3 separate regions of the Homo sapiens genome follow, and regions 1 and 3 are each linked to region 2. The links are chromatin contacts, found by Hi-C or POLR2A ChIA-PET in ENCODE. All regions are on one chromosome and are shown on one strand. The core of a region is the stretch at or near the end of the contact, and the rest is flanking DNA. Distances in the headings are between cores, read along the strand shown.

Region 1 (3,618 bases), core at 1,119-3,618, 2.0 Mb before region 2:
TGTAATTTATTTGGATTACAAGATTCTCAGGCTTTCAGATTCCACTTTGCATATTTGTCTCATACTTTAATATCTTTTCCAATTGTCACATTCGTTTTAAGAGTTTCAGTTAATAGTGAATTATTAATTTTTACTAAAGAGATAATTTTATAAGTATTACTTTAGTTTCTACCTTCAAATATTTCATTACCTGTTACACTTTGTGCCCAGTAGTTTAATGCACACTATATCATAAAATAATGTTGGTTCTAGGTACCACTGTATTTTGTTCCTGGCATAAAAGAAAAAAGGTTTTCTGTTGCCTCTTATTGAACCTTTTTGCATTCAAGAGATCCAACTTAGGCTGGGTGCAGTGGCTCACACCTATAATCCCAGCACTTTGGGAGGCCGAGGTGGGTGGATCACTTGAGGGCAGGAGTTCAAGACCAGCCTGGCCAACATGATGAAACCCTGTCTCTACTAAAAATACAAAATATTAGCCGGGCTTGGTGGCAGCTGCCTGTAATCCCAGCTACTCGGGAGGCTGAGGCAGGAGAACTGGTTGAACCTGGGAGACGGAGGTTGCAGCGACCTGAGATGGGGCCACTGCACTCCAGCCTGGGCGACAGAGTGAGACTGTCTCAAAAAAAACCGAAACAAAAAAAAAACAAAAAGGAGATCCAATTTACAAAATAAAAAATTTAAAAACAAGAGAATTAAAAATGTAAACAATAAATAGGAGATATGGCAACATTTTATCTGCCCTGCTGTGGTGACAATTAGCAGAACGCAAGCTAAGGTTTGCAGCCTGGAGCTGGCTTTGTCCCTTACCTTGCCATTGAGAACGATGTTCTGGCTTCCACACAACACTGACTGGCGACTGACTTTGTTCCCAGATGCCTAAAAGAAAACAACGGAAAACCGGGGAAAGCAAACTTAATAGGTTTCTGGACTACAGGTTTCCATCAAGAAAGCTCCCATTTGAGAGAAAAAAACATAAAGTGGGGTGCTGTCCACAATGGAGTGAGTCCAGGATATCAAAAAAGCAATGATGGATTAGGAAACTATGGCTGAGTATGGTGGCTCATGCCTGTAATCTCAGCACTTTGAGAGGCTGAGGCAGACGGATCCCTTGAGGACAGGAGCTCAAGACCAGCCTAGGCAACATAGTGAGACCCCTTCTCAACAAAAAAAAAATTTTTTAATTAGCCGGGCATGGTGGCGCGTGTCTGTAGTCCCAGCTCCTCAGAAGGCTGAGGCTAGAGGATCGCTTGAGCCTGGAAGGCCGAGGCTGCAATGAGCTGTGATTGTGCCACTGCACTCCAGCCTGGGCAACAGAGTGAGAACCTGTCTCAAAAAATAAAAACACAAAGGAAACTAGGGACTCAAGGAATAAACTCATAATTTGAATGTCTATAGCTTGGTGGCATCAGACAGACGCGGATTCAAATCCCACTTCCACGCGTGGGCTTTACGGCCTTAAAACGAGGATAATGACTATGAGTATCAGAGTTGTGAGAAAGCAAAGAAAACCAAAATAACGATAGTAACGTTAATTGACCACTTGCCCTGTTTCCAAGATTTTACAAACATATCATGTACTGATCATAAAGAACCAAATCGGCAGGGTGCGGTGGCTCACGCCTGTAATGCCAGCACTTTGGGAGGCCGAGGCGGGTCGATCACCTGAGGTCAAGAGTTAGGGACCTGCCTGGCCAACACGGTGAAACCCCGTCTCTACCAAAAAATACAAAAATTAGCCGGGCGTGGTGGCGGGCGCCTGTAATCCCAGCTACTCGAGACGCTGAGGCAGGAGAATCGCTTGAACCCGGGAGGCGGAGGTTGCAGTGAGCAGAGATCGCGCCGCGGCCCTCAGGACTGGGCGACAGAGTCTCCGCCCCCCAACCCCCTTCCTCAAAAAAAAAGAACCGAATCGTTTTTAGCGCAAGTTAACAGATACAAAAGGCAGTGTAAAAGGGCCCGAAGTCCGAGCTGTAATTCGTATGAACAGGATGGGACTTGTCCTATCCTCCCGAAGGCACTTTACCCCTATGAGAAAATCAGGAATAAATACAAAAGGCCTCAACTGGCCAAGCGCGGAGTAAACAGCAAAGCCAGACGGTACACGGGGCATCGCTAGATAATCCGGGACTAATGGCCAAAGGGACAGGGGTTGGTGGGGTAGGGGCAGGTTGGGAACGCCGACCAGGCCTCAAAGGGACGCAGGGTTGGAAAGAGGAGGATACATATCTGGACCCGCGCACCGTCTCGATGTACTCAGACTTGTTGTAGAGCAGCTCGCCCAACTCCATGGCCGCCGCCTCCTTCCCTCAGCCCCGGATCCTGTCAGAGTCAGTCGGTCAGTCTTTCAGAGATTCCGGCTACTTCCGGCCGCTCCTCCACTTCCGCTCCAGGTGGCCCACTGGGACTCATCGACAGCGCGGCTCTCCTTTAGGCGGCCTCGCTCCACTGCTCGGCCGTCTACGGCTGCGCGTGCGCAGGCCGAATGGTGGATTTAATTGGCCGGAGTTTAGGGCGCGCTTGGCCCGCGTGGGTCAGCTGATCGCGCACTGAGGGTGCGATCCCGGGCTCCCCATTCCTTCCTGGGGCGCCTCCCCGGCCCAGGGCCAACTGGGTCCCGGTGTCGGCAGGCCTGGGGTCGGCGACGGCTGCTCTTTTCGTTCTGTCGCCTGCCCGATGGACGAGCCTCCCGGGAAGCCCCTCAGCTGTGAGGAGAAGGAAAAGGTGCCGGGGGTGCGGGAAGGGCGGACGCAGGACTCTGACCCCGCTTTCCCAGGGTTTTAGGCCTGGCTTTGTGTCCTCGGCAGTCCGAGGGCAGCAGTATCATCTGACCACCCCCTCCTCTTAGGGCTGAGGGGGCACAGAAAATGAAAATGTGGAAATAGCGTGGTGCTCACGTGGTGGCGTTTAAAGAACAAATTTCATTACAGTAGCAGCGCATTAATACAATGTGTAACAGTTTGTAGATAAAGCTGTATCGACACCCTTGCTCCTCCCCCCTCCCACACCCTCAATCTTTACTTCTCCCCCCGGACGGCCTCAAGTAAATCTTTTAAGTCTGGTACTTCCAGGTCCTTTCGTGTGTTAATGTGGGTGGTGGAGGAGGGGCGTATCCCTAACCACCAAAAAGGAATCCTATGTATATTTTTTGGAGAAGGGAATGTTCATAAATGGTATGATCTGAATGGTTCTGCAGGTTCCGTTTAGCTTTCCTGTCAGGACATGTTTATCTACCTTGCTTTCTTTTTTAAGTTCTAGACAGTATGTTGTAGTTTGGAAGTGCCCTCGTTTTGTTTCTTTTTTCTTCCTTTTCTGTTTTTCTTCTTTTTTGAGACAGAGTCTCACTCTGCCACCCATGCTGGGGTGCAGTGGCGCGATCTCGGCTCACTGCAACCTCCGCTTCCTGGGATCAAGCGACTCTCCTGCCTCAGCCTCCCGAGTAGCTGGGATTACACGAACCCGCCACTGCACCTGGCCTTGGAAGTGCCCTTGCTTCTTTAGACTGTACTTTACTGATAGACTTTTAGGATGTTTCCAGCTTGTGCTGATGTTATTCTTATCCTGGCTTACCTTCTGGTGGAGGTGAGAAAGATCATTTATAAGTAAACAAGATAATCC
Region 2 (3,543 bases), core at 296-2,795:
AAAAGCCCCTGTCTGAAAATTAAGCATCAGACCACTTGGATGACTTTTCAGTTTCATTTACAGTAGCAAAGGACAAACTCACACAAATAGGACCATTTGGGAATATATGACCAGGCGGAACTCAGACCAAAAACTTGACAAATTCCAATTTGTCTCAACCAATACTATTTTACCTATGGCCTCCCCTGCCGCAAAAGAAGGGTTTAGGGCGGGTCTTTCCATTTGTGCACTCGAGTGGCTTTCCAGCTTCACATGCCTGGGATATAAAGGCCAAGGTGGGGGACTCAATCCTCATAACTTGGAAGAGCACCACATGGTGGACAGTACACTGGAGTGGGTGACTAATCCCAGCTCTGTGAACACCTTGTGGCTAGACGTCCACAACCATCTCTCCAACAGCCATCTGACACTGTGGGAACAGTAGCAGTGGCGGCTGCAGCAGCAATCGCTCCCTTGTATTTAATACTTACTATAGCTTAGGCAGGTAAACACTTCCTAGGCATCATCTTGAACGTCACACTAACTGCATGAGGTCAACAATACTATCCCCATTTTCTAATGAGGAAACTGAGATACTGAGATTATAATGCTGGGAACAGGCAGAGCTAGGATTTGAACTCAAGTCTGTGCTCTTTATCACAATATTGTTAATTAAATAAGATAAATGCTACAAGGGCCTACAAAGCAGCACACACGCCAGGGAGAAACCAAATCTGCTTAGCTATGGCCTGGCGAGCTCATATGGTCCCTGCTCAGTAATCAAAGACATGGTAGGCTAAGCCAGGGCTGCATTTCCACAGGTGTACATGTTGCCTTTTATCATGTTTCCCAAAGGGACACCAGGCTCACAAAGAAACAATTGTGAATGGCCATGAATTCCTGGCGATCTCAACTCCCACAAAGCACAAACATCGCTGCTGCTCATAGGCTCCATCAGCGGCAGCAACGTTCGTCTGGGGACACAGGTTACCACACTGAACACAGCACTCTGGGGAGGCCAGGGTGCGGACAAGAAAGCAGGCAGGAGATTAAGTGATTGGATCGAAGGAAAGCTTGTAAGGAGCAAGAGTCACAGATGGACCCCAAACTTCTGAGTCCAATACGGTGCCACCTCTATGCAGGCCTCCTGCACAGGGACTCTGTTCCCCTGAAGCCTCTCTAGGGCTGGCCTCCAGTGAACAGACATCATGTGACCCAGCAGGTCAAGGTCAGAAAACAGGAGGAGTTGGGGCAAGTGAGGACCACTGGTGTTTATTTTTAGTCTTATTTATATTGGGATTAAGGTAAGAAAAATAACAGAATGGCTGGGTTTCCTACCTCAAAAATATAATAAAAGCACAAAGTGAGGTGGCAGGCCCATTAACCCACTCATCTGCTTCCTCCCACAGGTGCTGTGGGCGCCTGTACTCTCTCTGTCACACAACCGTGGTACCTAGAAGTGGACTACACTCATGAGGCCGTCACCATAAAGTGTACCTTCTCCGCAACCGGATGCCCTTCTGAGCAACCAACATGCCTGTGGTTTCGCTACGGTGCTCACCAGCCTGAGAACCTGTGCTTGGACGGGTGCAAAAGTGAGGCAGACAAGTTCACAGTGAGGGAGGCCCTCAAAGAAAACCAAGTTTCCCTCACTGTAAACAGAGTGACTTCAAATGACAGTGCAATTTACATCTGTGGAATAGCATTCCCCAGTGTGCCGGAAGCGAGAGCTAAACAGACAGGAGGAGGGACCACACTGGTGGTAAGAGGTCAGTCAGCGAGGCTTTATTTCAGTGCATCATTGCATCTTGTTCAGGCCTGTAAAATCATTACCTCACTCACATGTAGAAATCAGGAGATAAATTTGCTAAGTTAATACCCTAGCCAGTGATGGGTGTGATCTGAACACAAGTCACCATGAGGTTTGGACTAAAGAACTACTCCAACTGGCTGGGCGTGGTGGCTCACACCTGTAATCCCAGCACTTTGAGGCTGAGGTGGACGAATCACTTGAGGTCAGGAGTTCAAGACTAGCCTGGCCAACATGGTGAAACCCCATCTCTACTCAAAATACAAAAATTAGCCGCGCATGGTGGCATGCACCTGTAGTCCCAGCTGCTTGGGAGGTTGAGGCAGGAGAATCGCTTGTAACCCAGGAGGCGAAGGTTGCAGTGAACCGAGATCGCACTACTGCACTCCAGTCTGGGCAACAAAGCAAGACTCCATCTCAGAAAAACAAAAGAACTACTCCAATCCATCTCGAACATCCACTAACACAAAGTCAGTGATTTGCTGGGTGCTCTATTCTCCCTACATGGTGATGTTTAACCAACCATGTTCACCTCTTTTGTATATTACAGTGATTTAGTGTAAAGTACCATGTCCAAAGGGAACCTTGTGGTGAGTAACTATCAGCTTTCTCAGGAACTAGTCTGGTAATGCACCACCTAGAACAAAGCACTAGAGAAGTGTAAAAGATCAATAAATTGGACCCACAGAAACTATGCAACATGGAGAATAAGCACAGATTTGGAGAGAAGCTACTCAGGGATCCCTGACCCTTCCCATTCTGCCTGGACATCAGTGAACGGAAAGTGATGACTCTCACTTCCTGAGATTTGATAAAACCCATGACAATTCCTCAGCCGAGCGAGGACATCAAACATAGCTAAATCCTATCAGTAATTTCACCAAGTCATTCCCTTGAGTAAACTGAGATTAAGACATTCCCGAGAAAAAAAAAGGGGGAATTTCAGAGAAAAAGCTTTACATGATTCTGAAGGAAAAAAGAGAACAGCAGCAACTCCTCGCCTTGTTGGGGTCTCTTCCCTTAGGAAGGACCCTGGTATGATGAGCAGAGATTGTTAAAACATGAACTCAAAATCAACCAGCCCTTCGATTTCAAAATAGGACTCTGAGGAAGGGAGACCATCCAGTATTATAACCTGTGCTTTTAAACTACGAGGGTTCTAATGGGCTTTTGATATTCAAATGTCATTTAACCTTAGTTTATTCTCATCTGTCAGCTAAATTATAAATAAGTTAAGGCACTTAAAGCATTTTTAATAGTGCCTGGCATATAGCAAATAACAAATGTTAGCTACTGATATGAAAACACACACAGCTTTAGAGATTTGTATGTCTCACTGCATTAGCCTTCTAAAAACATGTTAGTCAAAGGGAAAAATGGCTTGTAAAAAGATGAAGGTCTCAAAGCTGCAAGGCTTATATAAAGTGAAGTGAAAGTGAAAGGCAGAATTGAAAGTGTTAAGGCAGACATGGCAACTTCCTGTCTCTTCTACAGAACTCCTATTTTCACACTGAAGCTTTTTTATTTTAGTTGTATAGATGTGGTTAATTTGTTAGTTTCACAAATAAAAATGTATGCTGCATAAACTGCATTCACAGGATAAGCATCTATGGGATTTTTCTTTCTTTTTTTTTAAGACAAGAGTCTTGCTCTGTCGCCCGGGCTGGAGTGCCGTGGCGTGATCTCAGCTCACTGCAACCAACCTCCACCTTCCGGGTTCAAGCGATTCTCCTGCCTCAACCTCCTGAGTAGCT
Region 3 (3,975 bases), core at 498-2,997, 1.7 Mb before region 2:
AACCCTGTCTCTACTAAAAATACAAAAAAAATTAGCTGGGCATGGTGGCGCACACCTATAATCCCAGCTACTCGGGAGGCTAAGGCAGGAGAATTGCTTGACCCTGGGAGGCAGAGTTTGCAGTGAGCCGAAATCACACCACAGCACTCCAGCCTGGGTGACAGAGTGAGACTCTGTCTCAAAACAAACAAAGAAACAAAACAAAAAACAAAAAAACCATGTGGGTTTATATGCATCTATGTGCATAGGAAAAATAACACAGATGGCATTAACCAGAACGTTTATAATGATTATCTCTGGGTAGCAGGATCTTGAGTTATTTTTAAGAAATTGTTTTAGTTTATCTGTGCTTTGTAACTTTCCTACAATGAACATATATTGCTTGCATCATAAAAGTAATAAATGAGAAGATAATTTTTAATAGCAAAATGGAAAAAAGCTTATAATAGAATGCTGCTTGAAAAAAACCAGGATTCTAAGTATATGAAAAAATCTATTGTTAGGCAAAGATAGTTGTAGGGAAGCAGGAAATACAGACTTAAAAAAAAAAGTTAAGCTTCCAAGAATTTTTTTGTTTTGTTTATTTTAGAGACAAGGTCTTGCTCTGTTGCCCAGGCTGGAGTGCAGTGGTGCAATCATAGCTCACTGCAGCCTCAAACTCCCTGGCTCAAGAGATATTCCCACCTCAGTCTCCCGAGTAGCTAAGTAGCTGAGACTACAGCTGTGTGGCTTTTATTTATATTTATTTATTTATTTATTTATTTATTTATTTATTAGAGACAGGGTCTCACTATGTTGCCCAGGCTGGTCTCAAACTCATGGTCTAAAGAAATCCTTCCGCCTCGACCTCTCAAAGTGTTGAGATTACAGATGTGAGCCTCCATGTCCAGCCTCCTTCCTTGAATTTAGGTACAACCCTGGTGTAAGGATCTGGGGAGATGCTGGATGGGTTGGAATTAAGTTTCTACTATTTGGCAGAACAGGGGTTTGTATAAGAAGTTAAGATCGGATGCGCATTTCAACTTGCATTCTGATATTTGTACCTGTTTTCCAAAATTGTATTACTTTTATAGTTTAAAAAAAAATTCAAAAAAGAGGCTGGGCACGGTGGCTCATACCTGTAATCCCAGCACTTTGGGAGGCTGAAGTGAGCAGATCACTTGAGGTCAAAGGTTTGAGACCAGCCTGGCCAACATGGTGAAATCCCGTCTCTACTGAAAATGCAAAAATTAGCTGGGCATGGTGGTGCAGGAAGGTAATCCCAAAAACTCGGGAGGCTGAGGCAGGAGAGTCACTTGAACCTGGGAGGCGGAGGTTGCAATGAGCTGAGATCGCACCACCGTACTCCAGCCAGGGCGACAAAGTGAGACTCCAGACTCAAAAAAAAGAAAAAGAAAAAAGAAAAATACATAAAAGCAACCAAAAGGGAGAGCGTTCAATCAACTAGAAAAATCTGCCTTGGGTCTCTAGCAGCCTGACAACTCTTTTCATAATTTCTGGACCTGTCCTGCTGGGGATGGAGTGAACCAAAGAGGGATTTCAGAGGAGGTGGCTGCACCAGAGCTTGCATTTCCTGGATGGCTCCTTTCTCCCATACCCTTGTTGACAGAGTCTTATTGCTGTGTTTGCTTTCCTTATTGCCAGAGCACTCAGCTGCACCGGGCTTTACCCTGTATGAGTACAATTACACAGGAAAACACCCTGCCCACCAGGCCCCATGCCAGGAGCCATGTCATTGTGTCCCAATGGACAAAGAGGACTTGGGGGGGTGCCAATGGTGAGCACCTAAGCCCATCCCCAGAAATGGAAGTGGCCACTTGCCCAGGATGGGTGGTGTGTGTTGACAGCCAGCAGGGAAGAGTGTGGTCAGTTTCATCTGCTCCCTCCCTGCCAATGCTGGAGGCAACTTGGAGAGGGTAGTTTCTGCCAAGCCTTGAAAGATGCCAGGGGCGTGTGTGTGTGGGGTGGGGTAGGATGGGTAGAGGTGGAGAAGGGAGGTGGTTGTTCCATTGGGAATAAAATGCGGTATTCCAGAATAGAGTCAGAAAAATAAGGTCAACCTGATAATGTTTGGAGGCTTATGTAGGAGGACAAGCTATAGTTTCTTTTTCTCTGTTTCACTTTGAGAAACAGGAATGATCCTATTATTATTAAAAATGTGCCAGGGGCCAGTGGCTCAGGCCTGTAATTCCAGCACTTTGAGAGGCTGATGTGGGAGGATTGCTTGAAGCCAGGAGTTCCAGACCAGCCTGGGCAATATAGTGAGACCACCATCTCTAAAAGCAACAACAACAAAAAACAAAAGAAATTAGTTGGGTGAAGTGGTGCATGCCTGTGGTCCCAGCTACTTGGGAGGCTGAGGTGAGAGGTTCGCTGGATCCCAGGAGTTCCAGGCTGCAGTGATCTATGACTGTACCGCTGCACTCCACCCTGGACAACAGAGCAAGACCCTGTCTCAAAAAAAAAAAAAAAAAGTGAGCTTTTGAGTTAGACAGACTTGGGTGGCATCTTCATCCCATCTCTTACTGGCTGGGTGGCTGTGTGATCTTGGCAAAATCGCATCACCTCTCTGAGCCTCAGTTGTCTCATTTGCAAATGAGGCCAGCAATAGTACCTCCCTCCTTGCGTTTTTGTTTGGTTTTCAGTGAGGGTTAAAATGCATATAAAGCTCTCAGCATCCTGTTGAATGAAGGTTGGCTACTGTAATTCATTAGGGAGAAAGAAGGATGAAATGTGTAGGTGGTTGCTGAGTTTAGATACTTAATTGCCTTAGAAAGGACTGATGCTGGAAGGGGAATTTCCCAGCTTGGTAAATGAAAGATTCAGTCTTTGGCCTGCACTTCCCTGAGGCTTAGCTGTCTATGTCATGCTCCTGTCAGAAACTTTCAAGGGCTACTGGTGTCTATAGAATAAAGGCCCCTCAACCCTTAGCTGGCTTCTAAGACACCTTGCAACCTGGTCCCAGCCTAGATGTCTCCTTTAATTCCTTGCACTTTCCTTTACAATGGGGTAGTGGTTAAGAAGTTGGGTTCAAACCCCAGTTGGGTCACTTACTCACTGTGTGACCTTGTGGAATTTACTCACCCTCTCTGTGCCCTGGTTTCCCCATCTGTAAAATGAGGGGAAAATAGTACTGAGTTCATTGAGTTGATGTGAAGATTAAATTGTAAATATGAAGCACCTAGCACAGTGTCTGGCATGGAGAGAGATCAGTGCCTATGAGAGGCTTCTTATTTGCATATACCCATGCAACCACATGCTGGAGCCCTTGGGTACCCTGGGAATTCCCACCACCACACTTTCACTCATGCTGTTATTCAGTCCTGGAGTGCAAAACCTTTACCTCTACCCACAAATCCTCTACCTTTTTCTAGGTGCAGCTCCAGTGCCACCTCCTCCAAGAAGTCCTCTGTGAATGGAGGTCATCCTCCCTCCTCCGTAGCCCCAGTTTTTTTTTTTTTATTGAGATGGAGTTTCACTCCTGTCACCCAGGCTGGAGTGCAGTGCTGTGATCTCAGCTCACTGCAACCTCTGCCTCCCAGGTTCAAGTGGTTCTTCTGTCTCAGCCTCCCAAGTAGCTGGGATTACAGGCATGCGCCCATGGTGATGCCGAGCTAATTTTTTTTTTTTTTGTATTTTTAGTAGAGATGGGATTTCACCATGTTGGCCAGGCTGGTCTCGAAACCCTGACCTCAGGTGATCTGCCCACCTCGGCCTCCCAAAGTGCTGGGTTACAGATTACAGGCGTGAGCCACCGTGCCCAGCCCTCAGAATATTTTCTGAGGACCAATAATGTGGATGGAGTTAAGACCACTGAACTGCACACGTAAAAATGATCACAGTGTAAATTTTGCTATACACATGTATTTTCCACAATTAAGTATTTTAAAAGACATATTGAGCATTTAAAAACTCACAAATCATCTTTAATATTGATTATATGTTGAAGTAATATTTTGGATATATGGGTTCAAT

Evidence for each region. A loop is a pair of places that touch in the nucleus more often than their neighbours do. ChIA-PET counts read pairs that join two places held with the same protein, here RNA polymerase II (POLR2A). Pooled maps may share reads with other maps.
Region 1: a pooled map shows a loop between it and region 2 (5-fold over the local background). The contact joins the promoter of DCTN5 here to the enhancer-like site in region 2. A Hi-C loop is called at or near these places in 2 of 50 pooled maps. POLR2A ChIA-PET finds 5 or more read pairs at or near these places in 2 of 52 experiments (H1 and activated B cell).
Region 3: a pooled map shows a loop between it and region 2 (3-fold over the local background). The contact joins two enhancer-like sites. A Hi-C loop is called at or near these places in 10 of 37 single-sample maps with no recorded cell type and 5 of 50 pooled maps.

Annotation. Positions count from the first base shown.
Region 1 is chr16:23,640,216-23,643,833 of GRCh38, reverse strand. It overlaps DCTN5 (dynactin subunit 5), which reads right to left and starts at 2,368. Exons shown (of 6, transcript NM_032486.4): 1 at 2,244-2,368; 2 at 811-879. The coding sequence starts at 2,291. It overlaps PALB2 (partner and localizer of BRCA2), which reads left to right and starts at 2,524. Exons shown (of 13, transcript NM_024675.4): 1 at 2,524-2,724. The coding sequence starts at 2,677. RefSeq lists an enhancer at 1,306-2,095 and a silencer at 3,223-3,457.
Region 2 is chr16:21,645,338-21,648,880 of GRCh38, reverse strand. All of the region lies in intron 4 of METTL9 (methyltransferase 9, His-X-His N1(pi)-histidine), which reads right to left. IGSF6 (immunoglobulin superfamily member 6) reads left to right here. Exons shown (of 6, transcript NM_005849.4): 2 at 1,389-1,748. LOC124903663 (a long non-coding RNA gene) reads right to left here. Exons shown (of 2, transcript XR_007065025.1): 2 at 1,414-1,949. Among named protein-coding and RNA genes, the nearest start is that of IGSF6, 5.5 kb to the left of the region's middle. RefSeq lists an enhancer at 3,156-3,335. Within about 2 kb of position 1,545, at least 8 of the 41 ENCODE cell types and tissues checked have a DNase peak (open chromatin) inside an H3K27ac peak, as active enhancers do.
Region 3 is chr16:23,322,688-23,326,662 of GRCh38, reverse strand. All of the region lies in intron 1 of SCNN1B (sodium channel epithelial 1 subunit beta), which reads right to left. Among named protein-coding and RNA genes, the nearest start is that of SCNN1B, 22 kb to the right of the region's middle. Within about 2 kb of position 1,747, at least 11 of the 41 ENCODE cell types and tissues checked have a DNase peak (open chromatin) inside an H3K27ac peak, as active enhancers do.